Regions from separate parts of the Homo sapiens genome. Here region 2 is linked to region 1. Evidence: chromatin loops called from intact Hi-C (ENCODE). Cell type or tissue: Calu3. All regions are shown on one strand. Each heading gives the region's core, and the rest is flanking DNA. Links, peaks and the distances in the headings are about the cores only.

Evidence for each region. Hi-C counts contacts between places; a loop is a spot of excess contacts. Peaks named below come from ENCODE experiments on the same cell type or tissue, not always from the same donor. Only the 100,000 strongest peaks of a DNase experiment are listed, where the experiment ranks them.
Region 2: it touches region 1 in a loop (2.9-fold over the local background); 2 of 110 quality-filtered maps call a loop at or near these places.

Annotation. Positions count from the first base shown.
Region 1 is chr5:130,543,260-130,558,868 of GRCh38, reverse strand. No RefSeq gene overlaps it. Among named protein-coding and RNA genes, the nearest start is that of HINT1, 610 kb to the left of the region's middle. In Calu3, for the core only: no CTCF peak of the experiment used is centred there; a DNase peak (open chromatin) is centred at 8,828.
Region 2 is chr5:130,393,624-130,409,232 of GRCh38, reverse strand. No RefSeq gene overlaps it. Among named protein-coding and RNA genes, the nearest start is that of CHSY3-AS1, 500 kb to the right of the region's middle. In Calu3, for the core only: no CTCF peak of the experiment used is centred there; no DNase peak of the experiment used is centred there.

The sequences.
Region 1 (15,609 bases), core at 5,016-13,015:
TTCATAGATTTCTAAGAAGTTGCTTTATAAATCTGGGTGTGCCTGTGTTCAGTGAATATATATTTAGGATAGTTAGGTATTCTTGTTGAATTGACCCCTTTATCATTATTTAATGTCCTTCTTTGTCCTTTTTGATCATTGTTGGTTTAATGTTTGTTTTGTCTGAAATAAGAAGGGCAATCCCTGCCTTTTTCTGTTTTCCATTTGCTTAATCTTTCTCCATCCCTTTACTTCAAGCCTGTGGATATCTTTCCATGTGAAATGGGTCTCTTGAAGACAGCATACAGTTGAGTCTTGGTTCTTTATTCAGTTTTTCACTCTGCCTTTTAAGTGGGGTGGTTAGCTCATTTACATTCAATGTGTTTTGTTTCCATGTATAACACTTCCTTAAGGACATGTAAGGAAGGTCTGATGATAACAAATTTACTTTGTACTTACTTGTCTTAAAAAAATTTATTTCTCCTTTGCTTATGAAGCTTAGTTTGGTCAGATATGAAATTTTTGGTTGAAATTTCTTTTCTTGAAGAATACTGAATATAGGCCCCAAATCTCTTCTGGCTTGCAGGGTTTTTGCTGAAAGGTCCACTGTTGTTAGCCCTGTGGAGTTCCCTTTGTAGGTGACCTGCCCATTTTCTCTAGCCACTTTCCATAATTTTTCTTTCACATCGACCTTGAATAATCTGAAGACTATGTGTGCTGGGGATGTTTGTCTTATACTATGTATTGCAGAGGTTCTCTGAAGTTCCTGAATTTGCATATTGACATTTCTAGCAAGATTGGGAAAATTTTTATGAACAATAGACTCAAATATTATTTTTTCTAGTTGTTTGATCTCCTCTCTCTTTCAGGAATGCCAGTGAGTCATAGATTTTGTCTCTAAACAATCCCATATTTCTCAGAGGTGATAATTTTTACATTTTTTTCTTTATGTTTGTCTGACTGAGTTAATTGGAATAACTGTTCTTTGAGCTCTGAGGTTCTTTCCTCAGCTTGATCTATTGTGCTGTTAATACTTCTGATTGTGTTATGAAATTCTTGTAGCAAGTTTTTCAGCTCTATCAGCTTAGTTTGTTTCTTTCTTTAAGTGGCTATTTCATCTTTCTTCTTTTGAATCATTTTACTGAATTCCTTAGATTCATTCTAATTGGTTTCAACTTTTCTTGAAACTTGATCATCTTTGTGGTCATTCAGATCCTGAATTCTGTGTCTGTCATTTCACCTATTTCAGTCTGGTTAAGAACCATTGCTGGGGAGATAGTGCTGCCCTTTGGAGGTAAGGAGAGACTCTGGCTTTAAAATTTGCTAGAGATCTTGTGCTGGTTCTTTCTAATCTGTGTGAGCTGATGTTCCTTTAACTGTGGTGTAATTTGAGTATAGTCAGTTGACTTAGTTTCTGGATGTTTTCAGAGGCTGAGGCTTTGTGCAAGGTCTTTATTTGTGGCTGAATTTTTGTACCTGGTTTCACAGGAGGGTATATTAGCAAAGTAATTTTTGGTGTTGAAGTTTGGGCTGTGATCCAGTTGATGTCACTTAAGCATAATGGTCAGTAGGTAGGATCTTAGCCATGTCACTCTTCTGTATTTCCTCATGATTGCAGCCATGATCCCTCTCAGTGCTCTGAGAGTGTGTGCTCCTCTCCCATGTGAATGCTGGCTACAGATCTTAGCTTGGACTCCCTTGCTGTGCATTACATTCCTGAGAGAGTTCAAGCTTTTTGTTTCCTCAAGCTTGGGGGTTGCAGGGGAAGGGACCTTGGCAGTGGCAATGGCAGAAGGCCTTTTACTTGTCTCTTGGGGCTCCACCACAGAGAAATGCAGAGCTGCTGCCTATTCTTATTAGAATGATAAGCCCAGTGTGGCAACTGTACTGTGGGCCTAAGCCAGGGGGCCCTGCATGGTGAAGAGCAGCGGTGGTGGAGGGATTACAGGAAATACAATCTGGCCTCTTTGTTAGCAGTGAGGATTCTATATGGGTCTGCAGCAACTTGATTCTTGCCTCCTTGAAGGAAAGAATTCATCCAAGGGTCATAAGGCAGAGTGAGAGACAGAGGCAAGTTTTAGAGCAGGAGTGAAAGTTTATTAAAAAGTTTTAGAGCAAGAACAAAAGGGAGTAAAGTACACTTGGAAGAGGACCAAGTGGGTGACTTGAGAGATCAAAGCATGATATTTGGCCTTTGACTTAGGGTTTTATACATAGGCATGGTTGCGTCTCTTCTCCCCTGATTCTTCCCATGGGGTGGGCTGTTCACCTGTGCAGCAGCCTGCCAGCACCTAGGAGGGGCCACATGTGCAATGTGGTTACTGAAGTTGTGTGTATACTCATTTGAGGAGATTTTCCCTTACCAGTTGAGTGTTCCTAGAGGAAGGTCATACACCAGTTAAGCTCCTCCATTTTGCCTCTTAGTGCACATGCTTGAGCCCACTCACCCAACTCCTGAGATCTTATTGGGAAGCTACTAATCACCAGCTTCAGGTGTTTTCTATCTATTGAAATGACCGTTCCTTGGTGCCAGCTGTAACCAATTATTATTATAGAGAGACAGTTTAACAAGCACCTGATCATCACCTGATGGCTGCCTGAAATTCCTTGGAGGTACCCTCTCCTGCCCTTCTCATGTCTGCCTAGCTACCTACTCTAACATCTTCTCTGTAAGGCAGCCATGGCTTGCTGGAAGTACGAGTAAAGCACCCAGGTTCTTCCTTTCTCAGCTTGGTTGCAGCAAAGGTGGGGGCCGCCATCCTGGGTCTCCATCCCAGGGAGACACAGAGCCACTGCCAGTGGTAATGTTTAGCTAGGTATGCGGCAACTGCACTGTGTACCTGAGCTGACGGCCCTGCCTGGTGAAGAGCAGGGGCGGCAGGGGCTCACAGGGAAGAAAAACCGGACTCCTCTCTGTATGGCAGCTACAGAGTACTGGAAGTGCCAGCAAAGCAATCAGAGTCTTTGTTTCCCAGACGGAGTGCAGCGAGGGTGGTACTGCTACAGTGTCAGTGGTAGAAGGACTTAGAGTTGTCTCTGGGATCTCCACCACAGTAAAATCTAGAGCTGTACTAATGGGAATGTTCAGCCAGAGATGGGGCAGCTGCACTACAGGCCTGAGCCAGGGGCCCTGCCTGGTGAAAAGCAGGGGTTCAGGGGCTCACAGGAAAAAGAGACTGGGCAGGTGGCGAGACGTGTTTCAGCAGTGGCAAAAATGACAGGCTGGTCTGTTACCTCTAGGAGCTCTGTCTCAGAGAAATGCAGAGCTGCCACCTGCCGGAGTGCTCAGGTGTGGGTAGTGTGACTGTGCTGTGGCCCCAGGTCAGCAGGTCCTGACCAGTGAGGAGTTGCAGGGGCAGAGACCCACATGGAAAACAACCTAGCTGCTTTACCATAAGGCAGTTGCAGCAGGAAAAGAAAATGTGTTCTAATCCTAGGGAAGGAGCAGAAGAAAAATTCAGTTAGCAACTAGTGGTCTCTGGGACAATAAAATAGAAGATCATCAGTATGGGTAATTACTGAAAGATATGCTGTATGCAATGTTGATATATAATTGTCCCCAAATTGGAAGTTAATGCAATTGTCATGGGGCAAATTTTTATTTCTTTGCTTACCAAGTGAATGGTCTACCAAAAGAAATAATTATTTACTTACCATGTTTAACTTAAGCCAACCTACAGTGTGACTAGGAAAATACTGGTAGTAAAATAATTTAGGTTGTATTCTCTGAAACTTTCTTTTTGAAATTAAATCTAATTGAGAGGTGGATTACTAATCATTGCTGTATTCTGTACCTTCTCTTTGAAATTTCTATTTGAGATCCAAGACTCATCTGACCTTTAGTTGATCCACTTTCTCATTTTACCTTCCTTATGGCCAAGACATCAGTAAGTGACAACCAGGAGAAAGAAAATGCATAGTAACAAAACCCAGCAGCATATTTGAAAGAGGAATTGTAATCTACCAAAAGTGTGCTGCGTAATTTATGATTTTATAAATGAACATGAGTTAATCATATATAATTTCACAATTTTAAAAGCCCCCAAATTGGGGCTTATCCTGCAGTGTTTTTGGTTTCATCCAGTGATATAGTTTGGATGTTGTCCCTTCCCAAATCTCATATTGAATTGTAATCCCCAATGCTGGAAGTAGGATTGGTGGGAAGTGATTGGTTAATGGGGGTGGTTTTCTCAGGAATGGTTTAGTACCATCCCTTGGTACTATCCTTCCAATAGTGAGTGAGTTCTCTTGAGATCTGGTCATTTAAAACTGTGTAGCATCTCCCCCTGTCTCTCTTGCTCCTGCTCTGGCCATGTGATGTGCCTAATCCCCCTTCACCTTTGGCATGATTGTAAGTTTCTGTGGGCCTCCCGTGAAGCCAAGCAGATGCCATCATGCTTCCCATACAGACTGCAGAACTGTGAGCCAATTAAACCTCTTTTCTTTATAAATTACCTGGTCTGAAGAGTTTCTTTATAGCAATGTGAGAATGGACTAATGCACCAAGGAAAAAAATTAAGGGTGAGCAAGTAGTATTCGACAGCAAATTTTTATTGAGTGGTTATTTCTTGCTGGGCAGGGCTAACTCCTCAGGCAACGTGCCCGGAGTTGGCAATGTATGGGCTTTTGGTAACTGCATTTATACTCATGTAAATCCACTTTCACTTACAGGCAAATTAAGGGGTGGGTCAATGCAAATTGAGGGGTAGGTTATTTAGAATTTTTTAGGAAAAGTAACTTCTGGGTCATTGCCATTGCATGTGTAAACTGTCATGGCACTGATAGGAGTGTCTTATGCTAATGAGTAATGAGGGCAGCCAGGGATTGCTTTCATCCCCATTTGCTGGTTTCTGCCAGTTTTTTCACTTTATCCTGTCTGGACCAGATCCTGTTTTGATCAGCATATTTGTGACAAGAAAACAAGTCCTGTGGGTCTCCTACCTCATTCTTCCCTTGGAGATTAGATACTCCTCCTTAATCATAAGGGGGCTGCAGAATGGTGGAGATCCATCTTATAAATACAGTTGCCAAAAGACTACGATTGCTGCTGTCTCTGCTGTCATACTGCTGTGTTTGTCACTGCCTCTCGCTTGCCATCTTCATCCTTTTATTGCTGCCAGATGATGCAACACAGGTGAGCCCCAAACTGGGGCTTCAAAGAGGATTCTTGGCTTCATCTAGGAAAGAATTCAAGGGCAAGCTAGTGGTGTTAGATGGCAACATTTTATTGAATGGTCCCGCTCTTTCTGAAGCAGGGCTAACTCATAGGTAGTGGGCCCAGAGTTAGCCATGTGTAGTCTTTTGGCAACCGTATTTATACTCACGTAAACCCACTTTCAATTGCATGCAAATTAAAAGGTGGGTCAATGGATATTAAGGTATTGAGGGGTAGATTACTTAGAACTTTTGTTTGTTTGCTTGTTTTGAGATGGAGTCTCACTCTGCTGCCAGGCTGGAGTGCTGTGGCACAATCTTGACTCACTGCAACCTCTGCCTCCCGGGTTCAAGTGATTCTCCTGCCTCAGGCTCCCTAGTAGCTGGGGCTACAGGTGCGTGCCACCATGCTCAGCTAATTTTTGTATTGTTAGTAGAGACGGGGTTTCACCATATTGGCCAGGATGGTCTCAATCTCTTGACCTCCTGATCTGCCCACCTCAGCCTCCCAAAATGTACTTAGAACTTTTAAGGAAAGGGGCGGTAACTTCCAGATTGTTACCATGGTAAAGGGTGGTAACTTCAGGATTGTTGCATGGTATTTATAAGCTGTCATGGAACTGGTGGTATTGTCCTATGCCACTGAGCAATGAGGGCAGCTAGGGATCACCCTGATTGTTATCTTATGGTTCCTGCCAGTTTCTTCACTTTATCCTGTGTGGACAAGATCCTGTTTTGGTCAGCAGGGTTGTGACCAGAAAACAAGTTCTCTTAGTCTTCTACCTCAATATGATTCTATTCATTACAAAACACACACACACACACACACACACACACACAAGTCTAATCTGTTATATTAGAAGTAGGATAGTGGATACATTTCAGGAGGTTGAAGGAGTGGTGATTGGAGGAGCTATGACCAGGGATTTGCAGATGTTAGAAATGTTCTATTTTTTCATCTAACATGAGTGTATTTCATTTGAGCTAATTCATTGAGCTGTACCTTTATGATTTTGCACCATTTTGTATGTGTGTAATTCTTTAATGAAAATAAAATAACAAAGTGTGATTTTATTTATTTATTTTCAATACATTTTATTGTGTATATTTAAGGTATAAAACATGATATTATGATAGGATACATATAGACAGTAAAATGATTACTATAGTGAAGCAAATTAACATATTCATTATCTCACATAGTTATCAACTTTATTTTTGTTTTGTGGCAACAGCATCTAAAATGTACTCATTTAGAATAAATCCCATACACAGTATAATTTTAGTACCTATAGTCTTCATGTTGTACATTAGATCTCTAGATTTGTTCATCATACATATTTGCTACTTTAAGTATTTTAATGATATTTTAATATAAAAGAATGTGAACTTAGAATTTTATATTTGGCCATATTTTACTCAAATGTTTGTAAATAATAAAAATATTTATAGGTATATAAAAATCCACATTGAAAACTCTTTTGAAAAGTTTTGATGCTGCAAGAGAAAGAAACCTGGAGATACTATAAGAAATTATGAGTAATAAAATATGTGAGGCTTTTCAGCTAAAAAATGAGAGTGAGGAAAGTACTTATCTTGTTAGGGAGAAGATATTAATAATTTTAATACATTGATGTGAGTTAGTATATATGATTATACATTTATGTTAAAGACAGCCAGCATAAGGGAAATTAGTATATATAAGTGATACAGGATGTTAAAGACAGCCAGCATAAAGGAAATTAGTATATATAAATGATACAGGACAGGCAAGCTCCAAAATTGGGGATTAGCTTGGGAGCGTTCGTGACTTCACTTAAGAAAGAATTCTAGGGCAGGTCACTGGTATAAAACAGCAATTTTGAATGAAGCGGCACTGTACAGCAGCAGCAGATGCATAACTCTTTGTGGAGCAGGGCTACCCCATAGACAGTGTGCCCAGAATAGCAGCTCAGAGGTGGTTTTGAACTCAATATTTATACCCACTTCTAATTATATGCAAATTAATAGGTGGTTTATGCAGAAAATTTTAGGAAAAGGGTGTCAACTTCCAGGTTGTCAAGGTCATTGCCATGGAAAGGGACAATAACCGCCCAGTGTTGCCATGGCAATGGTAAACTGACATGGCATACCAGTGGGCATGTTTTATAGAAATCTGCTTCCACCTGGACCTGTTTTAGCTAGTCATCATTTTGGTCTGGTGTCTGAACTCCGCCTCCTATTTAAAAAGTGTTAAACAGACAGAAAATAATTCAAATCTATTCAGTAGAAATCAGGAAAGGAGAAAAAATGAATAAAAAGTACATAAAACATAAAATTATATAAAAAGTACCACTATCACACTATTAATATATATGTAAAAAGGTCAAATTTATCAAAAGATTCATCCTCTGAATGGATAAAATGAAAGTGTGGCAATACATTTTCTACATTATACATAGAAAGTTTGAAAATAAGGCAATCTTAATGCTTTGAAATATAGGTAGCAGAGGCATAATTATAAAGAACACACAGACAATCAGAAGCAGATAAATAAGCGATAGATAAAAAAGTAGACACATTTAGCAGACTTGGATGGATTATATGTTGTATATAAAAGCTGAAATCAGGACCATAATGTTTGTAGAAGTCAGAAGAACTTTTTCATGAAAGGTAAGGGTAGGCTAGATTTCTCAGCAGTTCTAATAAAAAGCACTATTTATGAAAGGAAAAAAATGGATAAATTTGGGCTTCATCAAAATTAATATACATATTTTTTGCAAAGAACAACATTCATGAAATAAAGAGGCAAGACACAGAATGGAAAAAATATTTGCAAAAACTGTATTTTGCCAAAAAGAATTGTATCTAGAATATGTAAAGAAGTCCTATAAGTCAATTAAAAAAAAAACCCTCAAAATGACTGAAAGATTTGAATAACCCTTCACACACACACACACACACACAAATATACACATCATCAATAGCACTTGAAAAGGCAGTCAGCATCAGGAAACTGCAAATTAAAACCACATCCATCACAATCTCCTTTTCAGCAACCTCTATTGCTGCCTCAGTCCACTCCCGTTAGGATTCCATCCCCACCACCCATTGAAAATCCTTTTGTCAGGATAATCGAATTTCCAAATATAGTGCTTATTTCTCTGTGCTCAGGCTTCTTTGAACAGAATTCCATGAAGTTGTTTACTCCTTCCAACTTGAAACATTTTCTTCTCTTAGCTTCTCTTTTTATAACAGTAGTTCAGACTTCCTCACTGAAGTGAGAAATAATGTAGCCCAACTGCTCACTTGATACATCCACTTAGACATTTCCTAGGCAGCCACACTGAAATGCCCTAAGAAGAAAGCCTGATTCTCTTCTCCATCCAACTTTCCTATTTCTGTTGATAAGCCAGCTCTCCACCCAGTTGCTCAAGCAGAGTCAAGAGTAATCCTTGATTCTCTTTTTTAATCATCACCGATACCCAATTCATCAGCAAATCTTATAGATTTAGCCTTCAAAAAAAAAAATCGAGTTTGATTGGTTCTCAGTTTTTGCTTAGTTCTAGCCACAGTTCTTTTTGCCTGGGCTATTAATACATCTTCCCAACTGTCTCCTTGCTGTCCCTTTTGCTCCTCTGTGAGAAAACATTTTAAATGGTCCGTTTTCAAGGCATGATAAATCTAAGTACTGGCAGCCAGCCTGCGGATGTGACTAACTGCATGACTCATGCACCTAGAAGGTCACAATAAGTGAACACAATGTAGAGGAGGGGTCCGCCCATAAAAGGGAAGAAAGTTTCATTACTGGGAAATTGAAACTTAAGTGGGGAAGGGGGCTAGGGTATAACCTGATAAGGGGGATAATGAAACTTAGGTGACATTCTGGAAGATTGTAACCCCCTAGTATTTGACCAATGAGGAACTGGGGGAGGGACTTGCATGTTAGGAGATAAATTACCTACTGTAACTGCCCCAGGTGTGCTTGCCTACCAGACACCTGATCTTGCAAGACCACCATTAAAAGTCTCGCTTCCACTGTTCTTCATGTCTCAGAGTCCATTCCTTGGGTTTGGTTGGGTGAATGTGTTTCTCACAAACTTGGGGGACCACCTGGGATCTCTGTGCCTGTGTGTAGTGGGACTCCAGCACAGAGGGGAGAAACGTCCCACCTGATTTAGGTGGCCCACTCTGTTCAGGCATCCTGGATCTCTGCAGAGACCTAGACAAACCCAAGACTGTTATTTAGAGGCAGCAGAGGTGACACGGGGAGAAATGCAGGCACTGCAGGAACGAGGCAAACTTGTGCAAGAGAAAAGGTAGGAAAATTGGACTATAAGTGCTGCCTTGGTGAGTTGGACATTTTTGGAGTTTGAGTGTGTGTGACTGAGATGTATCCTAGATATGAAGCGAGTGTGGTGTCCCAATCCGTGATTCCATTCTCCCATGGGGAAAACTGCCAGAGATAGATGAAGTGATTCTCGGGGTGTGCAAGAGACCTCCAGTCGGGGTGTGGGTGGGAGTTGAGTACACCAGAAAATGCTCAGACACAGAGACTGACCAAAGATTGGAAACAGAAATTCTAGCCTAGGGGACAAAGAGGGAGGCAAAGAAACTTTGATATTCCCTGAATAGTCCTTTGGGGAGAATGCTGCAGGGTTGGAGGGACAACCCACGAACCAGGGACAAGGAAAAGCAAAAAATCATAAAGTATTGGTGTTTTATCTGGCCCAAAGGCCCCATTCATAAGCCCTCAGTCTTTTGGCCTAGGTTTGGCTCAGATGAGAATTGGGTGTGCCGAGCTTTGTCTATATGAATGATAAAACCCCATCCTCACAAGAAGAGATAGGTTATGCTTTCCGCTGGATCAAGGAATTAGCCCCCATGTTTCCCCTCAAAGAAGAAGAAAAAGAGCCTAGTAAAAGCCCTTGCCCAGTGTAAAGCCCTGGGATCCCCTATCATGCTTGTCTCCTCTATACATCTCACAAAATAGGGGAAAGGAAGATCAAGGGGCAGCAGGAGGGTTAAAGGAAGAAAGACCTGGAGACCATGGGAGAGTTGAAACAACTGCTCCTTTAAATTTTTATGCAAATTTAAGAAAAGAATTAGAACAGTTTAAGAAGAATATTGAGAACTTCCCTATTCCTTCCATACAGCAGGCATCTAGCGTGTTCCCTCTTAGGGAAGTTCCCATGGGACAGGGAGAGATCAGCTTTGTAAATGCTCCTCTTACAAGTACTGAAGTGAGGAATTTCAAAAAGGAAATGAAACCACTCCTAGAAGATCCCTTGGTTTAGCAGACCAGCTGGACCAATTCCTAGGACTCAGCTTTTACACCTGGGCTGAAATGATGTCTATCATTGAATATCCTGTTCACAGGAGAAGAAAGGGGAATGATTGGGAGAGTGTCCATGACCATTTGCGTGAGGCAACATCTTTCATGCAAGGAGTCTTGCCGCCAAACAAAAATTTCCAAATGTCAATCCCAAATGAGATAATAATGATCCCAGGGACCAGGCCCAAATGCAGGACCTCTGGGAACTAATAATTAAAGGGATCAAAGAGTCCACTCCTAGGACACAAAATATCTCAGAGGCATTTGAGATTCAACAAGAAAAAGAGGAGACTCCCTCTGCATTCCTGCAGAGGCTCAGAGATCAGATGAGAAAATACTCTGGATTAGATCCAGAGTACCCAGTAGGGCAAGACCTTTTGATGGTTAACTTTGTAACTAAGACCTGGCCTGACATTACAAAAAAAAATTACAAAAGACTGATGGATGGAATGAGAAACCGATTGAGGAATTACTGAGGGAAACTAGGAAGGTCTTTATAAGGAGAGAGGAAGAGAAACGGAAACAAAAAGAAAAAATCATGGTTTCCACTGTGGAAGAGGTAGTCAGAAAAATGTTAGATCAAGATTCCCCTTGAAGGAGACAAGGGAAAAGAGACACAGAGAAAGAAGAGAAATGCAGAGAAAAGCTCCTAAAACTATGAATGGATGTTACAAGTGTGGAAAGCCAGGGCATTTTAAGACAGAATGTCCTGAATGGAAAAAAGAAGAAAAGGTGATTCCCCTCATAACCATTGATGAAGACTGGGGGGGTCAGGGGTTCCTTCTGAGTAGGTCCCACCAGGAACCCTTGATAAATTTGAAGGTGGGAGCCAGAGGAGAAGAAGTGACATTTTTGGTTGATACTGAGGTGGCTTGCTCTCCCCTAATTCACCAACTAAGGGGTACAGAACTCTCTAACAAAACATTGACAGTATCTTGAATAAAAAGGAGGGATTTCAGGTTCTGATATTCAAGAAAATGTTAATTAGATTGGGACCAGAACAAATTGAGGAGTCCCTCTTATATGTTCCTGAAGCAGGACCTAACCTCCTGGGTCAAGACCTGATTGTGAGATTGGGTGTAGAATTAGGAATAGAGGAAGGAAAAATAAAAGTAATGATGGGCCTCCTAACAGAGGAGGGGGAAAGAAAAATTAATCCCCTTGTGTGGCTTAGGGAAGGCAACAGGGGAGGGTTAACAATCACACCCTTACAGATTGAACTAAAACAAGCAGAAGAAGTCGTTTGCAGAAAACAATATCCCATATCTCTTGAAGGGAGAAAATGTCTCCAACCAGTAATAGAGGAATTGATTAAAGATGGATTATTAGAACCCTGCATGTCACCATACAATACTCCAATTCTCCCAGTCAAAAGCCCCAGGGTTGTATAGATTGGTGCAAGATCTAAGGACTATAAATCAAATTATTCAGACCCGCCACCCTGTGATGCCTAACCCCTACACTTTCCTTAGGAAGATACCCTATGAACATAAGTGGTTCCGTGTGGTGGATCTTAAAGATGTATTCTGGGCATGTCCCCTAGACTTCAGGAGTAGGGACCTCTTTGCCTTTGAATGGGAAAATCCTATAACTGGGAGAAAACAATAGTACTGCTGGACTGTGCTGCCACAAGGTTTCAAATTTGTTCAAATCTTAGAAAACGTCCTGGAGGAATCCCAAACTTCCAGGGGAACCCAGTTGTTGCAATATTGTAGATTATCTTTTAATTTCTGGGGAGAAGAGGGCCAGGGTATCAGAAACCACCACAAACTTGCTTAATTTCCTAGGAGAAAGGGGATTGTGAGTCTCTAAGAACAAAATGCAGTTTGTAGAAAAAGAAGTTAAATATTTAGGACACCTGATTAATGAAGGGAAGTGGAGAATAAACCCAGAGAGATTATTGGAAATAATGGGTCTGCCTTTGCCTAAGACAAAGAGAGAACTCTGAAATTTTTTTGGTTTAACTCATTACTATAGGTTATGGATGACTCATATGCTCAAAAGACAAAGATTCTGTATCTCAAGTTACTAGAGGAGGAACCCAATCCCTTGTAATGGTCCCCAGAGGAAATTCAGGCAGTGAAGGAGCTAAAGCAGGCCCTCATTACTGCCCCGGTCCTGGCTTTCCCACCTTTAGAGAAACCATTCCATCTGTTTGTAACAGTAGACCAGGGTGTGGCCCTTGGGTTGCTCACTCAAACCTTGGGAGGGAAGAGGCAACCTGTTGCTTTTGTCTCCAAGCTTCTTGATTCTGTCTCTTGCAGGTGGCCCAAATGTATGAAAGCAGTAGCTGCCACAGCCCTGCTGGTAGAGGAGAGTCAAAAGCTAACCTTTGGTGGGGCCCTAATAGTAAGCACCCCACACCAGGTCAGGAATATATTAAATTAAAAGGCCAGGACATGGTTAATGGATTCTCAGATTCTAAAATATGAAGCCATATTAGTAGAATAAGATGATTTGGTCATAACAGACACTTGCCTGAATCTAGCCAGTTTCCTATAGAAAGGAGAGGAGAACAAAGAGACATCAGACCATAACTGCTTAAATATCATAGAATACCAAACCAAAGTTAGACCAGACTTTAGAGAAGCTCCACTACATGTTGTGCTGTTTGTGGATGGGTCATCCTGAGTAATAGATGGCAGGAGACATAGTCGTTATACTGTCATTGATGAAAATAAACACTCCTTATGTGAGAAAGGTAGATTACCTAATGGCTGGTTGGCTCAAACCTGTGAATTACATGCTCTTAACCAGGCCCTAAACCTCCTCGAAGACCAAGAAGGCACTATATATACTGATTCTAAATATGCTCATGGGGTATTACACACTTTTGGAAAAATCTGGACAGAGCAGGGCCTAATAAATAGCAGGTGAAAAGAATTGGTACATGGGGAACTGGTCAAACAGGTTTTAGAAAGCCTCCTACTTCCAGCAGAGGTAGCCATAGTTCATGTAAATGATCATCAGATAGGGAATACTGTAGAAGCTATAGGAAACAGGCTTGCAGATGAAGCTGCTAAGCAAGCTTCCCTGGAGGAAGAAATTAGACTATTTAGCCTGATCCCAGACATCTCTAAGGTAGTATTAAGACCCCAGTTTACCAAAGAGGAGAAGGAAGAATTAGACAAGATAGGGGTCACTCAAACTGAAGATGGGAAATGGGTACTTCCTGCTGGGAGAGAAATGATAAAACCCCTGATGAGAGAACTAATGTCTATATTACACAAAGGGAGTCACTGGGGACCCCAGGCTCTGTGTGATGCAATACTTAGGAATTATGTGTGTATAGGGATTTAGACCCTCACTAAACAAGTATGTGGAAGTTGTGTAATTTGTCAAAGCTTAAACAAAATGTTGGCTAGAAAACAGGCCATGGGAGGAAGACCTCCCGGACTAAGACTATTTCAAAGCATTCAAGTAGATTTCAGAGAAATGCCCAAAATAGTAAGACTAAAGTATTTACTGGTGATCGTAGATCACCTTTCCGGCTGGATGGAAGGCTTTCCCCTTCCAACGGCCACCACCAGGAATGTCAAAATAATATTAGAGTAGATTGTACCTAGATTTGGCCTGGCAGAAAATATTGATTCAGACAATGGGAGCCACTTTACCTCAAGGGTGTTAAGGGGAATTATGGAAGGTTTACAAATTAGATGGGATTATCGCACCCCCTTGGCATCCTCCTTCCTCTGGAAAGGTAGAAAGAATGAATCAAACTTTCAAAAAGCATATCACCAAACTAATCTTAGAAACTAAAATGCCTTGTACCACATGTCTCCAAATAGCACTCCTTAGCATTAGGACAGCTCCAAGAAAAGATGGGATTGCCCCCTACAAGTTATTATATGGGCTCCCATATTTAGGCAGAGCTACAGATCTCCCTACTATGGAAACCAAGGATCAATTCTTAAGAAATTATTTACTGGCCATTTCCTCCACCCTGTCATCCCTTAGGTTAAAAGGACTTCTAATTCAAGTCTGCCTCTTGAGTTCATGGTTACCACTTCCAGCTTGGTGACTTGGTACTGGTTAAGACTTGGAAAGAAGATAAGCTCCACCCAAGCAGGGATGGTCCCTATCAAGTGCTTTTGACCACTGAGACAGCCATGAGAACAGCTGAATGGGGGTGGACTCACTATACTGGAGTCAAATGACTGGTAAAAGAGACCCCAGAAGGGAGAGAGAAAGACCAGTGAAAAGTGCACGGGTCACCCAGGAACCCTTAAAGTTAACTCAGAAAAATCTAAAAAGAAAATATGGGCTGGCCTCATTTCTGGAAGTTAATATGGCTGGGATGGGCTACTATACAGAGCAGAAGGTTAAAATGGAAACTGGCAGGGGACTCCTCTCTACCCAATCAGATTGGTAATTAATGTAACCAAGATGGTAGCACCCTAGACTATAAGATTTGATGCCTGCCACGTCTTACCTTGTGGGAATTTGGAAAATCAGAGACAGCTCTCACAGGCATATAAATATCTTTGCCCTGAACCAGACACAGGTTACAGCAGGGCATCAGCTTGCCCAGCTGGGATGATGTGTGGTGGACTACCCAATTTCAGGGTTGGACAGTAAATATGGGGTGGGCAACTCCTAGCTGGAGACCATTAAAGAATAAACTACATCTATCCAAGGGCTTCCCACCAAATAACTGCCAGAATTTAGAATGCAATCCTATACTCATCATCACTGACAATCCAGCTGTTCTAGACCAAGAACCAAAAGTAGTGTCTTGGGTATATGGATTAGGGATTAGGGGCAAACATCACAGGGAAAGACACCCTAGGGTGATTTGTTCTCAAACTAATCAAGAACTCAACCTCCCATTTGCCTGGGACTACTCCAACCCCTGACTCCAATAAACACTTTAGTTCACCGAATAATGACCCTAAAAGGGTAGAAATAATTGAGGTAAAGGATTTAAGGCAAACCTCAGAAACTGAGAGAGAGTACAGGGTATAGTCAAATGGATCAAATTTTCCGTACAAGCCCTCAACAAGAGTAACTGCTATGCATGTGCTGTGGGAAAACCTCAAGCACAGGTGGTTCCATTTTCCTTAGGATGGGATACCAATCCTGAAGAAATGCATTGCATGTTGGCTCTATACCAGGACAATGATGCATGGGGAAATGAGACTTGTAAGAGTCTGTCATTGCTC
Region 2 (15,609 bases), core at 3,287-11,286, 150 kb after region 1:
TACAAATAACCATCAGATAATATGAAAAACTCTATGCACATAAGCTAGAAAACCTAATAGGAATGGATAAATTCCTGGACACATACACCCTCCCAAGACTGAACTAGGAAGAAATTGAATCCCTGAACAGACCAATAACAGGCTCTGAAGTTGCAGCAGTAATAAATAGCCTTCCAACCAAAAAAAAGCTCAGGACCAGCTGGATTCACAGCTGAATCCTACCAGATGTACAAAGAAGAACTGGTACCATTCCTACTGAAACTATTCCAAAAAATTGAAAAGGAGGGACTCCTCCCTAACTCATTCCACAAGGTCAGTATCACCCTGTTACTGAAACCTGGCAGAGATATAACAAAAAAAAGAAAACTTCATCCCAATATCCTTGGTGAACATTGATGCAAAAATCCTCAATAAAATACTGGGAAACTGAATCCAGCAGCAAATCAAAATGCTTACCCACCACGATCAAGTAGGCTTCATCCCTGGAATGCAAAGTTGGTTCAACATATGCAAATCAATAAATGTGATTCTTCACATAAACAGAACTAAAGACAAAAACCACGTGATTACCTCAATAGATGCAGAAAAAAACTTTTGATAAAATTCAACATTCTTCATGTCAAAAACTCTCAATAAACTAGGTATTGAAGAAATATGCCTCAAAATAATAAGAACCATGTACGACAAACACACAGCCAACATTATACTGAATGAGTAAAAGCTAGAAGCATTCCCTTTGAAAACTGGCACAAGACAAAGATGCCCTCTCTCACCACTCCTATTCAATATGTGATAGGAAGTCCTGGCCAGGGCAATCAGGCAAGAGAAAGAAAAATAAGCCATCCAAATAGGAAAAAAGGAATTCAAACTATCCTTGTTTGCCAGTGACATGATCCTATGTCTAGAAAACCCCATTGTCTCAACCTAAATGCTCCTTCAGCTGATAAACAACTTCAGCAAATCTCAGGATACAAAATCTATGCACAAAAATCATTAGCATTCCTATATACCAACAACAGTCAAGCCAAGAGCCAAATCAGGAACAAACTCCCATTTGCAATTGCCACAAAAAGAATAAAATACCTAGGAATACAGCTAACTAGGGAGGTGAAAGATCTCTACAAGGAAACTATAAGCCACTGCTCAAAGAAATTAGAGGTGACACAAATAAATGGAAGAATATTCCATGCTCATAAATAGAAAGAATCAATATTGTTAAAATAACCATACTACCCAAAACAACTTGTAGATTCAGTGCTATTCCTATTAAACTACCATTGAGATTCTTCACAGAAAAAAAACATTTTAAAATTCATATAGAACCAAAAGAGAGCCCGAATAGCCAAGACAATCCTAAGAAAAAAGAACAAAGCCGGGGGCATCATGCTACCCAACTTCAATCTTTGATATAGGGCTACAGTAACCAAAACAGTATGTTACTCATACAAAAACAGACACATAGTCCTATGGAACAGAATAGGGAGCCCAGAAATAAGGCTGCACACCTACAACCATCTGATCTTTGACAAAGCTGACAAAAACAAGCAAAGGGGGAAGGATTCCCTCTTGAATAAATGGTGCTGAGATAACTGGCTAGCCATATCCAGAAGATTGAAACTGGACCCCTTTCTTATGCCATATAAAAAATTAACTCAAGATGGATTAAAGACTTAAATGTAGAACCTAAAACTATAAAAACCCTGGAAACAAACCTAGGCAATACCATTCTGGATATAAGAATGGGCAATTTTATGATGAAAATGCCAAAAGCAATTGCAACAAAAACAAAAATTGACAAATGTGAGCTAATTAAACTCCAGGGCTTCTGCACAGCTAAATAAACTATCAACAGAGTAAACAGACAATCTACAGGATGGGAGAAAATGTTTTCAAACCATGCATCTGAGAAAGGTCTAACATCCAGCATCTAGAAGGAACTTAAACAAATTTACAAGAAACAAACAACCACTTTGAAAAGTGGGCAAAGGATATGAACAAACAATTTTCAGAAGAGGACATACTTACATCCAACAAGCATATGAAAAAAAGCTCATTATTACTAATCATTAGAGAAATGCAAATCAAAACTGCAATGGGATACCATCTCACACCATTCAAAATTGCTATTACTAAAAAGTCAAAAAAAAGAACAGATGCTGATGAGTTTGTGGAGAAAAAGGAACATTTATACACTGTTGATGAGAGTTTAAATTAGTTCAACCATATGGAAGGTAGTATAGCGATTCCTCAAAGAGCTAAAAGCAGCTATCCCATTAGTGGATATATACCCAAAGGAATATAAATTGTTCTATTGTAAAGAGACATCCATGTGTATGTTCTTTGCAGCACTATTCACAATAGCACAGACATGGAATGAACCCAAATACCCATCAATGGTAGACTGGATAAAGAAAATGTGATATGTAACCATGGAATACTATGCAGCCAGAAAGAGGAAAGAGATCATGTCCTTTGCAGGAGCATTTGTGGAGCTGGAGGCCATCATCTTTAGCAAACTAATGCGGGAACAGAAAACCAAATACTGTGTGTTCTGACGTATAAGGGGAAGCTAAATAATGAGAACTCATGGACACATAGAAAGAAGCAACAGTAATTGGGGCCTACCTGAGGATGGATGGCAAGAGGAGGGAGAGGATCAGGAAAAATAACTAATGGGTACTAGGTGTAACACCTGGTTGATGACATAATCTCTACAACAAACCCCTCATGGCATGAGTTCACTCGTATAACAAACATGAACTTAAAAGTTAAAGAAACAAAAAATTAGCCAGGCGTGGTGGCAGGCGCCTGTAGTCCCAGCTAGTCAGGAGGCTGAGGCAGAATGGGCTTTATTTGTAATAGCAGAAACCTAAGAATAACCTAATGTCCATCAACATATGAATAGATAAACACTTTGTGGTATATTAATGTAATGAAATTCTACTCACCAATAAAAAGAAAGGAACAAATGATATATATAATATTATATGTGAATATCTAATTATATTTGGTAATATAATCCAGACACAAAATATAATATACTGTATGATTCCAGGTACATAAAGTTGTTAAAAATTAAACTAATCTGGTAGTGACTGAAAGCAAATCAGTAGTGATTGCCTGGGAATTGAGTGAAATTCATGAGGGACATATTTTGGTGAAGGATGTATTCATTATCTTGTCATTAAGGTTTCATGAGTGCATACATGCTTCAAACATATCAACTTCTATGTAGCAAATATGTACAGTTTATTGTTTGCCAATTATACCTCAATAAAGCTGCTTACAAAACAGAGTACATTATATAACAAAGAACATGCGTCTAGAATATACAAAGAACTACATATTAATGATGAACAACAAATAACCCAATAAAAATGGAAAAAATCTTGAAAAGTTATTTTATATGTTTAATAAGTGTACTCAAATACAATTATTATTATTAATATTCAAGGAATGAAAATTAAAAAGCACAATGAAATACTACTTCAAATCCACTAGAATGACTAAAATTAAAAAGATGATGGACAAATAAAATTATTAGTAAGACAAAATAAAATGTTAATAAGAAACTCTCATACATTTTTGGTGGGAGTACAAAATGGAACAACCACTTTGAAAAATGAACCTTTTTTTTTTTTGAGACAGAGTATTGCTCTGTTGCCCAGGCTGGAGTGCAGTAGCGCTATCTCGGCTCACTGCAACCTCTGCCTCCCGGGTTCAAGCAGTTCTTTGCCTCAGCCTCCCGAGTAGCTGGGATTAAATGTAATTCTACATCACCCTGATACCTAGAAATTTCACTTTTTAATATTTATCCAAGGGAAATAGAAACATATGTCCTCACAGACACTTTTACAATAATATTTCTGGCAGTATTATTCATATCAACATTAAACTGGAAACAATCCAAATGTCCTTCAACAGGAGATAGGGTAAACAATTCATGATGCCTTCATACCATGAAATAATACTAAGTAATACTAAGAAGAAAATTTTTGATGCATACAACAATAGGAATAAATCTTCAAAGCAGTAGGTTGAGAGAAAGAAGCAAGATACAAAATAGTACAGCCTGTTAACAATGTATGATTCCATTTGTACGGAGCTCAAAAACAGACAAAACTAATTAATGGTGATAGAAGTCAAAGCAATTATTTCTATAGGCATGAGTATTCTTGAACAAAGGCATGAGGGAACATTTTGGAGTGAAGAAAATGTTCTGTATCTTCATTGGGATCGTTAGCATATGGGTGTAGATGTCTGTTAAGATCATCAAACAGAATGCCTAACATCTGTGTGTTTCATGGTATATAATATATATATTTTATCTTATTTTTTCAAAAATAATCTATGGATTAAAAAATCATTTAATCTTTTTATCAGCCTGCCCTACCTGATGATGCTCTTGACCATTCCTCTGATTTTATCTCCTGTCACTCTTATCACTTGTTAAATTACGCTGGCTTGAGTTTATATGTTTCTTTGGAAATTTCAAATAAACTACAGGATATTAAAAATCAGAATTGTTTAGTAGACAGCATTATGACCTTCAGTGTTTAACACTGGCCCCATTTGGCAGGTTGTCTAGAGGAAAACATTGAGGCAAGGGCTAGGGATGCTCATGGCTTCATTAGCCACCACACATGTCATTTGTTTAGTAAACCAGAGAATGGAGCCATCATGCCACTCTAGAACTGCCCTTTCTATCAAACATTTCACATTGGTTCTTGCTTAACACTGAACCTGAGGAAAAAAATTTCCATGTTGCAATAACTGGCACTATTATTCAGGATGCTGTATGTATGTTTCCTTCTTCTAAGGCTAATCAGGAGCTTTTAGAAAGTACTTGAAACAAGTTTGCAATAAGGAGAGGATTTTGGAAAGGTCTAGCACTGTTCAATTCATTAGAAGAGTTGGCTAATTTTTTGTGAAGAAAGGAAGGGATAAACTGAACATTTATTCTACATTCAACATTCCCTGCTTAGAAAAGAAAAATCAAAGGTGTGGTTTATATGACCTTTTCTGGAACATAAAGATCATTGCTATGATGAAATCTTTCAGTGCATAATAAAGTTTTAATGTAACATTTCGGTCTTTATGGCTTCAAGAATGCAATAAATTTACTGAGCTTTAGTTATTACAGTAAATTCTCTTAATTAGGTATCATCAAGTAGTGAGAAAGTCTGATTAGGTGAGCATCCTCTCTCTCTCTCTCTCTCTCTCTCTCTCTCTCTCTATATATATATATATAAAATGATGATGGTGAAAGTAATAACTTAAATTTATTGAGCATTTTACATGTGCCAGGCACACTGTTAAGCACTTTACATACATGGTGTCATTTCATCATCATGACAGCCCTCGGTGGTGATTGCTATTATAAACCACTTTTTTACTCAGCAAATAAAAAAGACTAAAATTTACAGATTCACAATGCTAGTAAAAGAGGAAGGAGGACCCAAACCCAGGTCTTGGGTTCTTATAATCTTAATCAGTATGTAAATTAGCCTTCTCATTTATTTACTCCTTTTCTCAACAAGAATGTCTTGAGTGCCTACTATGTGTACAGTACTCATATGTAAAAAACTCAGATATGTAAAAATCACTTACAGAAATTGCTTATTATAAATAAAATTATAATTCACTTCAAGTTTTTAATACTTTTTGGTAAAGAAAACTGGAAAGGTTTAATGCAAAATTGTTAATTTACACAAAGTTAGAATATAATGTGAACATAATTGTTAATAATTTAATAAGAAAACTTTGAGTAGTGATATTACCACCAAATATATCTTAGGAAAGTGTCCTGTTGGATGAGATGCCATCACTCAATAAGTTCAGTGCTTCCTCTAGAGCAGTGGTCCCCAGCCTTTTTGGCACCAGGGACCGGTTTCACGGAAGACCATTTTTCCACAGATAGGGTTGTGGGGGTAGTTTTGGGATGAAACTGTTCCACCTCAGATTATCAAGCATTAGATTCTCATAGGGAGCACACAACCTAGATCCTTTGTATGCACGGTTCACAATAGGGTTCATGCTCTTTTGAGAATCTAATGCCGCTTCTGGTCTGACAGGAGGTGGAGCTCAGGGGATAATGCTGGCCGGTCGCTCTCCTGGTGTGCAGCCTGGTTCCTAACAAACCAGGGACCACAGGAGGGGAACCGCGGGTTTGGTGGTGGGGGTGGGTAGGGAGTGACTAGAGTCTGGCTCTCCAGATAAGTTTCAGAAAAGGTGCTTGTTTTGAGCTAAGGTGCCACAGCATACGAAGCTACTAATTACTAATTTTTATACACTACAATCACATTCAGTTTGGCTGGATTCTCACATCATGGGAGGTTCTTGGGGAACAATATCCATGAGAGAATCCCCCTTTTTTTTAATCTCCAATGTCTTGTTCTCTCTAAGGCATACTCGCAGAGGATGAAATGTCAGGCAATGTAAAGTATTTCTCTCTTTTTAAAAATAATTTTAAAATTTATTCTATATTTCATTTCCCTACCTACCTCAGTCTAAACAAACTTTTTTTTCTGATTCTATGTTTGTCATTCCTTTGTAATTTCTTATGTCATTTAGATACTCTCTGAAGAAGTATATTTTTACTTTATTTTAAACCGTATTGCAGTATATTGATTTTATATTTAGGGATGAAATTTCTGTACCACAAGGCATAGAATGTTCCAGTTTAGGAAAAAATGCCAAACTGGTTTTCTAAGTGAATGCACCAATTTGCATTTCCTTCAACAATATGTAAGATATCCTCCGGTTGTACGTCCATTTCAATACTTAATTATTGTCTAATTCCTTATTTTTATTTTTTATTTTTTGAGACGGAGTTTTCCTCTTGTTGCCCAGAATGCAGTGCAATGGCGCGATCTCGGCTCACTGCAACCTCCTCCTCCCTGCAACCTCTGCCTCCCGGGTGCAAGCGATTCTCCTGCCTCAGCCTCCCTAGTAGCTGGGATTACAGGCATGCTCCATCACGCCCAGATAATTTTGTATTTTTAGTAGAGACGGCGTTTCTCCATGTTGGTCAGGCTGGTCTCCACCTCCCGACCTCAAGTGATCTGCTTGCCTCGGCCTCCCAAAGTACTGGGATTATAGGTCCCTTCTTTTTATTTTTAAACAAATGAATGTAAGCGGTATCTCAGCAATTTTGATTTTTATTTTTGCAACCATTAATAATTTTAAATATTTCATTATATGCTTATTGCCATTCATGGATTTTATTTTTGAAATTACCATTTATAATTTTCTTTTCTTTTCTTTTCTTTTTTGAGACGGAGTCTGGCTCTGTTGCCCAGGCTGGAGTGCAATGGCACGGTCTTGGCTCACTGCAACCTCCACCTCCTGGATTCAAGTGATTCTCCTGCCTCAGCCTCCCGAGTAGCGGGGATTACAGGCGCCCGCCACCATGCTTGGCACCTCAGGATCCGCCCGTCTTGGCCTCCCAAAGTGCTGGGATTACAGGCGTGAGCCACCGCGCCTGATGCCAGTTATAACTTTCAACAATTTTCTGTTTAATTTTTACTTTGCTTTTCTTATTGACCTATGGAAGCACTTTATTATCCATACCAATGCTTTGGCACTTGTCTGTAATACACATATCGCCTCCCAATTTGATCTATTGTTTTGATTAACTAATGTTAGTTTTAATCTAAATGTATCATTTTTTTCTCATAGTCAATGTGTTTTGTACTTATTTAAGAAACTTTTCTCACTCTAAAGTCTAAAAGGTATTTACTTATATTTTCTACTAAGAAGCTTAAGTCCTTAATGCTTTTGGAATCTATTTTTATATTCTATGAGGTAGAGATTTAATTTTGTCTTTATTCACTTGGCTAACCATGTTTCTTAATGTCTATTTAATAATTTCAACTTATCTATTTATTAAATAATTTCAACTTCACCCAGCCATCTGGCATGCTATCTCTGTCATATAACAATGTTCCATTAATGTTTGGGTACTTTTTAGCACCTTTATTTATCAGATAAGCTATATTTTCTATCCCTGATGCTGTAACATACTATTTAGATTATTACAGATTTAAAGTATTTAGTAGGACAAATTACCCATCCTTCACTTATTCAGATTAGTTCAGGGTATTTATTAGCTCGTTTTGTTCTTTTATATAAATTTTATAACAATCTGAACAAGTTGCATTAAAAAAACAGAAATTTCTATTGAAATTTTATTAAATCTGGAGTTCCACTTAGGGAAAATTGATTTTTCTATAATATAAAGTTTTTCTCCTTATAAATATGGTTTCTCTGCATTTTACAGTTATTTTTAATAGCTCTAAAAGTTTTATAATTTACCTGTAGAGATTTTTTATATCTTATGATATATTATTCTTGTATTCTTGTAAATACTGCTGTATTTAAATTATTGAAAATTTTTTCTTCTCTTTATTTTTGTTTTCTAGGTATTTGCTTCTGGTGTATATAAATGCTACTGACTTTATATTCAGTCCTTTTGTAAGATTTATGGATTCTTTTGCATTTTCTATGTAAATGATAAAAGTTATCTCTAATAATTTTGCTTTCCTCTCTTATAACCTTAATACCTTTTTTATTTCCTCTTATACTACTTAAGACTGCCAATAAAATAGAATAGATGTGGTGGTAGTATATATCGTTGAGTTGTCCCTTATTTTTAAGAAACTGTTTTCATTGTTACCATATTTAAGGTGTTTGCTCCAGATGTTTATGGAAATTTTTTGTTAGGCCTTGGAGGTTCTCATTTATTTCTAACTTAATAAATGTTTACTTTTTTTGAATTATAATTGCATACTGAATTTACCAAATGCCTGCATCTATTATGCTGACCAATTCCCCATGCTCTGAGAGCATGAAATATTGTTGATTAGAACTCAGTTTGGCTCCTTGAGAATTGTTCTCCAGGGCTTTTGGCCCTGACTGCTGTAATCTTGGTCCCATCCTGTGAGTCACTGCTCTTCTATGAAAAATGGCAAATATTTGCATTTGAGTAGTTCCCTCAGACTGCTTAGGGAAGGAGTCCTCTTTTCATTTTACACAATTGCTACCCTTTCAGTACAAGATGGCACAAATCCTTTAAAAGTTGCATGGAATTCTTGCAGATTAGATTATAAACCACTCTGTTACACAAAACCACACCTATGTATACCTTCAATCCAGGTTCATTTCTACTTTGGGCTTAAAAATCAAAGAGCGATGAGACAATTCCATTCAACTTCTTAGAAACTCTTTTGTCTAGCTGAGAACTTATAGGAGCCATCTCTTTAAATTTCTCCATGGTCTTATCAGAGAGGCTGATAGTTGCACCTGTAGTTGGAATCTCATGTAGATTTTGGAATAAAAGCCCTTTACAGCTCATACTTTATGGACTTAAACCAATTTCCATGGCTAAATAAGTGAAAAGGCAAGAAAATCTGATTCTCAGGAAAAAAGAGGGGTAAGTATTTTAAAATATCAGTAACAGAGTATATGAAAAGGTAAAATTAACAGTATATTTAATTTCATTTAAATGGCAATAATTATGACATATTCCTCAGGGATTGTCTAATTTTTCCTTAAAATTTTCAAATGTTAAAACATTTGGGTAAGAAGACAGATAACCTGATTTTTTGCCTCTTGATTTGTAAATCATTTTTAAGGGGCCAAGCCACTGTCTTCATTCTTCCTTTCTTCTATCAGTGTATTAGTCCGTTCTCATGTTACTAATAAAGACATTCCTGAGACTAAGTAATTTATGAAGAAAAGAGTTTTAATTGACTCACAGTTCCACATGTGGGAAGTCCTTACAATCATGGAAGAAGGTGAAGGAGGAACAAAGTCACATCTTAAATGGTGACAGGCAAAGAGAGTGTGTGCAGGGGAACTCTCCTTTATATAACCATCAGATCTCGTGAGACTTACTCACTATCATGAGAATAGCAGGGGGAAAGACCTGCCCCCATGATTCAATTACCTCTTTCCAGGTCCCACCCATGACACATGGGAATTATGGGGGCTACAATTCAAGATGAGATTTGGGTGGGGACACAGGCAAACCATATCATTCTGTCCCTGGCCCCTCCCAAATCTCACGTTCTTACATTTCAAAACAAATCATGCCTTACCAACAGTCCTCTAAATTCTTAACTCATTTCAGCATTAACACAAAAGTCCACAGTCCAAAGTCCCATTTAAGACAAGGCAAGCCCCTTCTGTTTATGAGCCAGTAAAATCACAAGCAAGTTAGTTATTTCCCAGATACAATGGCGATACGGGCATTGGGTAAATGCATTCCAAATGGGAGAAAGTGGAAAAAACAAAGAGGCTACAGGCCCTATTTGAGTCTGAAATCCAATAGGGCAGTCATTAAACGTTAAAGCTCCAAAATGACCTCATTTGACTCCATGTCTCACATCCAGATCACACTGATGCAAGGAAGTGGGCTCCAATGGCCTTGGGAAGCTCCACCCCTGTGGCTTTGCAGGGTACAGCTCCCCTCCTGACTGCTTTCATGGGCTGGCATTGAGTGTTTGTGGCTTATCCAGGCGCATGGTGCAAGCTGTCAGTGGATCTACCATTCTGGGGTATGGAGGATGGTGGCCCTTTTCTCATGGCTCCACTAGGAAGTGCTCAAGTGGGGACTCTGTTTGGGGGCTCCAACCCCACATTTCCGTTCCACACTCCCCTAGCAGAGGTTCTCCATGAGGGCCCTACCCCTGCAGCAATCGTCTGCCTGGACATCCAAGCATTTCCATACATCCTCTGAAATCTAGGCAGAGGTTCCCAATCCTCAATTCTTGACTTCTCGTACCCACAGGCCCAAAACTACATGTAAACTGCCAAGGTTTGGGGCTCGCACCCTCTGAAGTAATGGCCTGAGCTGTACATTGGCCCCTTTTAGCTGAGCTGGGGCTGAAGCAGTTGGAATGCAGGGCACCATGTCCCAAGGCTGCATAGAGCAGGGGGGCTCTTGTCCTCATCCATGAAAGCATTTTCCCCTCCTAGGACTCCAGGTCTGTGATGAGAGGGGCTGCTATGAAGGTCTCTGACATGACCAGGAGACATTTTCCCCATTGTCTTTGTGATTAACATTCAGCTTCTCCTTACTTATGCAAATTTCTGCAGCTGGCTTAAATTTCTCCCCAGAAAATGGATTTTTCTTTTCTATTGCATCATCAGGCTGCAAATTTCCCTAACTTGTATGCCTGTCACCTCTTGATTGCTTTGCCCCTTAGAAATTTCTTCCACCAGATACCCTAAATCATCTCTCTCAAGTTCAAAGTTCCACAGATCTCTAGGGTGGGGGCAAAATGCCAACAGTCTCTTTGCATAGCAAAAGTAACCTTTACTCCTGTTCCCAACAAGTTCCTCATCTCCATCTGAGACTGCCTCAGCTTGGATTTTATTGTCTATATCACTATCAGCATTTTGGTCAAAGCCATTCAACAAGTCTCGAGGAAGTTCCAAACTTTCCCACATCTTCCTGTCTTCTTCTGAGCTCTCCAGTGTGCTCCAGCTTCTGCCTGTTACCCAGTTCCAAAGTCACTTCCACATTTTTGGGTATCTTTACAGCAGCACCCCACTCTAGTGGTACCGATTTACTGTTTTAGCCTGTTCTTATGCTGCTAATAAAGACATACCCGAGACTGGGTAATTTTTAAAGAAAAGAGGTTTAATTGACTCACAGTTCTACATGCTGGGGAGTACTCACAATCATGGTAGAAGGTGAAGAAGGAGCAAAGTCATATCTTACATAGGGGCATGCAAAGAGAGCTTGTGCAGGGGAACTCCCTTTTATAAAACCATCAGATCTTGTGAGACTCATTCACTATCACAAGAATAGCATGGGAAAGACCCGCCCCCATGATTCAGTTATCTCCCTCAGGGTCCTACCCATGACACATGAGAATTATGGGAGACATAATTCAAGATGACATTTGGGAGACATAATTCAGCTGAGCCGTATCAATAAGCTTCTGAAATGAAATGACCAGTTACAGGACTTCTATATTATAATCAGCTCTGTATGGATGGAGATAGCTGCACTCTTCTTACTGTATTTCTTCCTGATGAAATGCCACTGGACCAACTACAGAAAGGAATACAATTTTATGTAAAAAAAAAAAATGTGATCATTAGCTGCTCAACTAGATTAGTTAAAGTGGGTCATTTTACTTGCACTATTTAATTCTCATAATAATTACTGATACATTTTAAGACTCAACTGATGGCTTTTAAAGCTAAAAGAAAAATCAATATTCATTTAAAGCAATGGAAAGAAAGACTGTTTCTGGATAAATTCAATATTTAAGGAAGAGACTTACAAATCTATTTAAGTGGAAATATCAGCTATAGAAACTTAAAGTAAATCGGAAGCTAACCAGCCATGGCTGTTTCATTATCTTCAAGTGAAAGGCAATCTCTGGAAATTGTGTGCTTTTGATTAATATAATTTACATGGCCTGTTTTCATTTCCCTGTAAATGTCTACAGAAAAATGAACAGCAACCAAAATCTTCCTTTCATAATCCAATAGGTAACAAAAGACAAAGTTTACATATTTTTTTTTCAAAAAAAATTTATTTATTTAACTTATAGGGCACATGCTGTATGCCAGACTCGTCACTGAAAATACTAGGCCTCTGTCTGAGTGGAAGGGTTTTCTATGGGAGAAGAAATGCCAGTGAAGACTTTGTAATTCAAAGAATACATTTTTATTTTAATCAACGGTTATGAAACATTTCAGAAGTGTCCCAAGTGTGTGCCATGTGTATTCAATTATGAATACCATTAATGATGTAAAACATTGACTTTTAATGATAAAAATCAAGTGAGATATAAAAATTTGTTCTAAATGTGAAATATGGTGAATTCTATAAAAAAAACCCCCCCTTTTTTTTTTTTTACTGATTATTAGGGATTCAAATTTGTGATCTTTAAAACTATGTTAAGATGCTTGTATCTTTTACATCATAAGGGCTTTATTTACTCAGTTTTTATGAAGTCCAAAGACTCTTTCCAAACTAAAGTTTAGTTAATTTGGGTTGTATTTTTAGTATGGCATTAGTTAGCATTTTCATCTTGAAATTCCTCTACCAGATGTTGACAAACTTTTTCAATAAAGGGCTAGATAATAAATATTTTAAGCATTGTGGGCCATATATTATCTGTGGCAACTATTCAATTATATTTCTGTAGGGTAAAATCAGCCATAGACAATATATAATGAAGGTATTTATGTTCGCATAAAACTTTATTTCAAAAACAGGAAGTGGCCTAGATTTGGTTTTTGGGCCATAGGTTGCCAATCTGTGCTTTTTACAATAGGTTTAATTTCTTTATTATCAATTGTAAGATCTCTTTCCCTGTTAGCCTTTATTATATGTAATAACTTTTTATTCTATTTAATTCTTTATTCTTTATTATTTTCACAAAATAACCTTGAACCTCAACTACAATTGATATTATAATGTGTTTTTTCACCCTACATTAACAAATATGTACTTTAACTGTTAATTCCATGTAAATTAATGATTATAGCACTTTCTTAAGCTATATTTATTACTACATGACAGAATACCTTCAAAAGTTTATACAATTTCCTTATGGTGACACCCACTGAAAAACCTTAAGTTTGGACTAAGCTCAATACCTTGGAGTTACATAGTATCATGCAATTTTGGAATACGAGACCTGGGAAAGTTGAGAGGTAAAAGGATTTTACCTCTCAAATTGTCCCAAAATTCTCCTAAAAGAACCTCCCTAAATTCTCCTAAGTTGTAGTCTGTTGTTTTTTCTACTGTAGTATGATAATTTTGAACTCTGACCTTATGTGCTTAATTTCCAGTTATGTTCATGGCCATCTTCAATTCTCAGTCAGATTGCTATGTCCTGGAAGTAATTAGTGAGAACATTTCATTTCCCTTGATAAAGATAGAAAATATTATTTTTTGTATTATGGTCTATATGTGCCTATACAAGTTGCATGCTTCATAAGAAAGATATAGAAATACAAGATTGATGAGAAAAATATATAAACTCTTCGATATAAACAGGATGTTAGATAGATTTCTTGACCTTCACATAGTAAAATGGTTGCAATAACTGAGGACATATTCCTAGACTCAATTATTGTTATTTATTTTAAAGATTATTTTCTTTTGGCAGAATGTTTTTAAGTTATTTTGGAAACAGAAGAAGAAAGAGTGAAAAAGAATGCTTAAATGCAAAGGAGATCTTTTAAAACAAATTATTCTTTTTCTTTTTTTAAAATTATACTTTAAGTTCTGGGAGACACGTGCAGAATATGCAGGTTTGTTACATAGATAGACATGTGCCATGGTGATTTGCTGCACCCATTAATCCGTCATCTGCGTTAGGTATTTCTTCTAATGCTATCCCTCCCCTTGACCCCACACCCCGACAGGCCCTGGTATGTAATGTTCCTCTGCCTGTGTCCATGTGTTCTCATTGTTCAGTTCCCACTTATGAGTGAGAATATGCAGTGTTTTGTTTTCTGTTCCTTTCTTAGTTTGCTAAGAATGATGGTTTACAGCTTCATCCATGTCCCTACAAAAGACATGAACTCATCCTTTTTATGGCTGCATAGTATTCCATGGTGTATATGTGCCACATTTTCTCTATCCAGTCTATAATTGATGGGCAGTTGGGTTGGTTCCAAGCCTTTGCTATTGTGAATAGTGCTACAGTAAACATACGTGTGCGTGTGTCTTTATGGTAGAATTATTTATAATCCTTTGGGTATATACCAAGTAATGGGATTGCTGGATCAAATGATATTTCTGGTTCTAGTTCCTTGAGGAATCACCACACTGTCTTCTACAATGGTTGAACTAATTTACACTCCCCAAAACAGTGTAAAAGTGTTCCTGTTTCTCCACATCCTCTCCAGCAGCTGTTGTTTCCTGACTTTTTAATGATTGCTATTCTAACTGGCATGAGATGATATCTCACTCTGGTTTTGATTTGCATTTCTCTAATGACCAGTGATGAGCTTTTTTTCATATGTTTATTGGCCACATAAATGTCTTCTTTTGAGAACTGTCTGTTCATATCCTTTGCCCACTTTTTGATGGGATTGTTTGTTTTATTCTTGTAAATTTGTTAAAGTTTTTTGTAGATTCTGGATATTAGTCCTTTGTCAGATGGATAGATTGCAAAAATTTTCTCCCATTCTGTAGGATGCCTGTTCACGCTGATGATAGTTTCTTTTGCTGTGCAGAAGCTGTTTAGTTTAATTAGATCCTATTTGTCTATTTTGGCTTTTGTTGCCATTGCTTTTGGTGTTTTAGTCATGAAGTCTTTGCCCATGCCTATGTCCTGAATGGTATTGCCTAGTTTTCTTCTTGGGTTTTAATGGTATTAGGCCTTATGTTTAAGTCTTTAATCCATCTTGAGTTAGTTTTTGTATAAGGTGTAAGGAAGGGGTCCAGTTTCAGTTTTCTGCATATGGCTCACCATTTTCCCAACATCATTTATTAAATAGGGAATCCTTTCCCCATGGCTTATTTTTGTCAGGTTTGTCAAAGATCAGATGGTTGTAGCTGTGTGGCATTATTTCTGAGGCCTTTGTTCTATTCCATTGGTTTATATATCTGTTTTGGTACCAGTACCA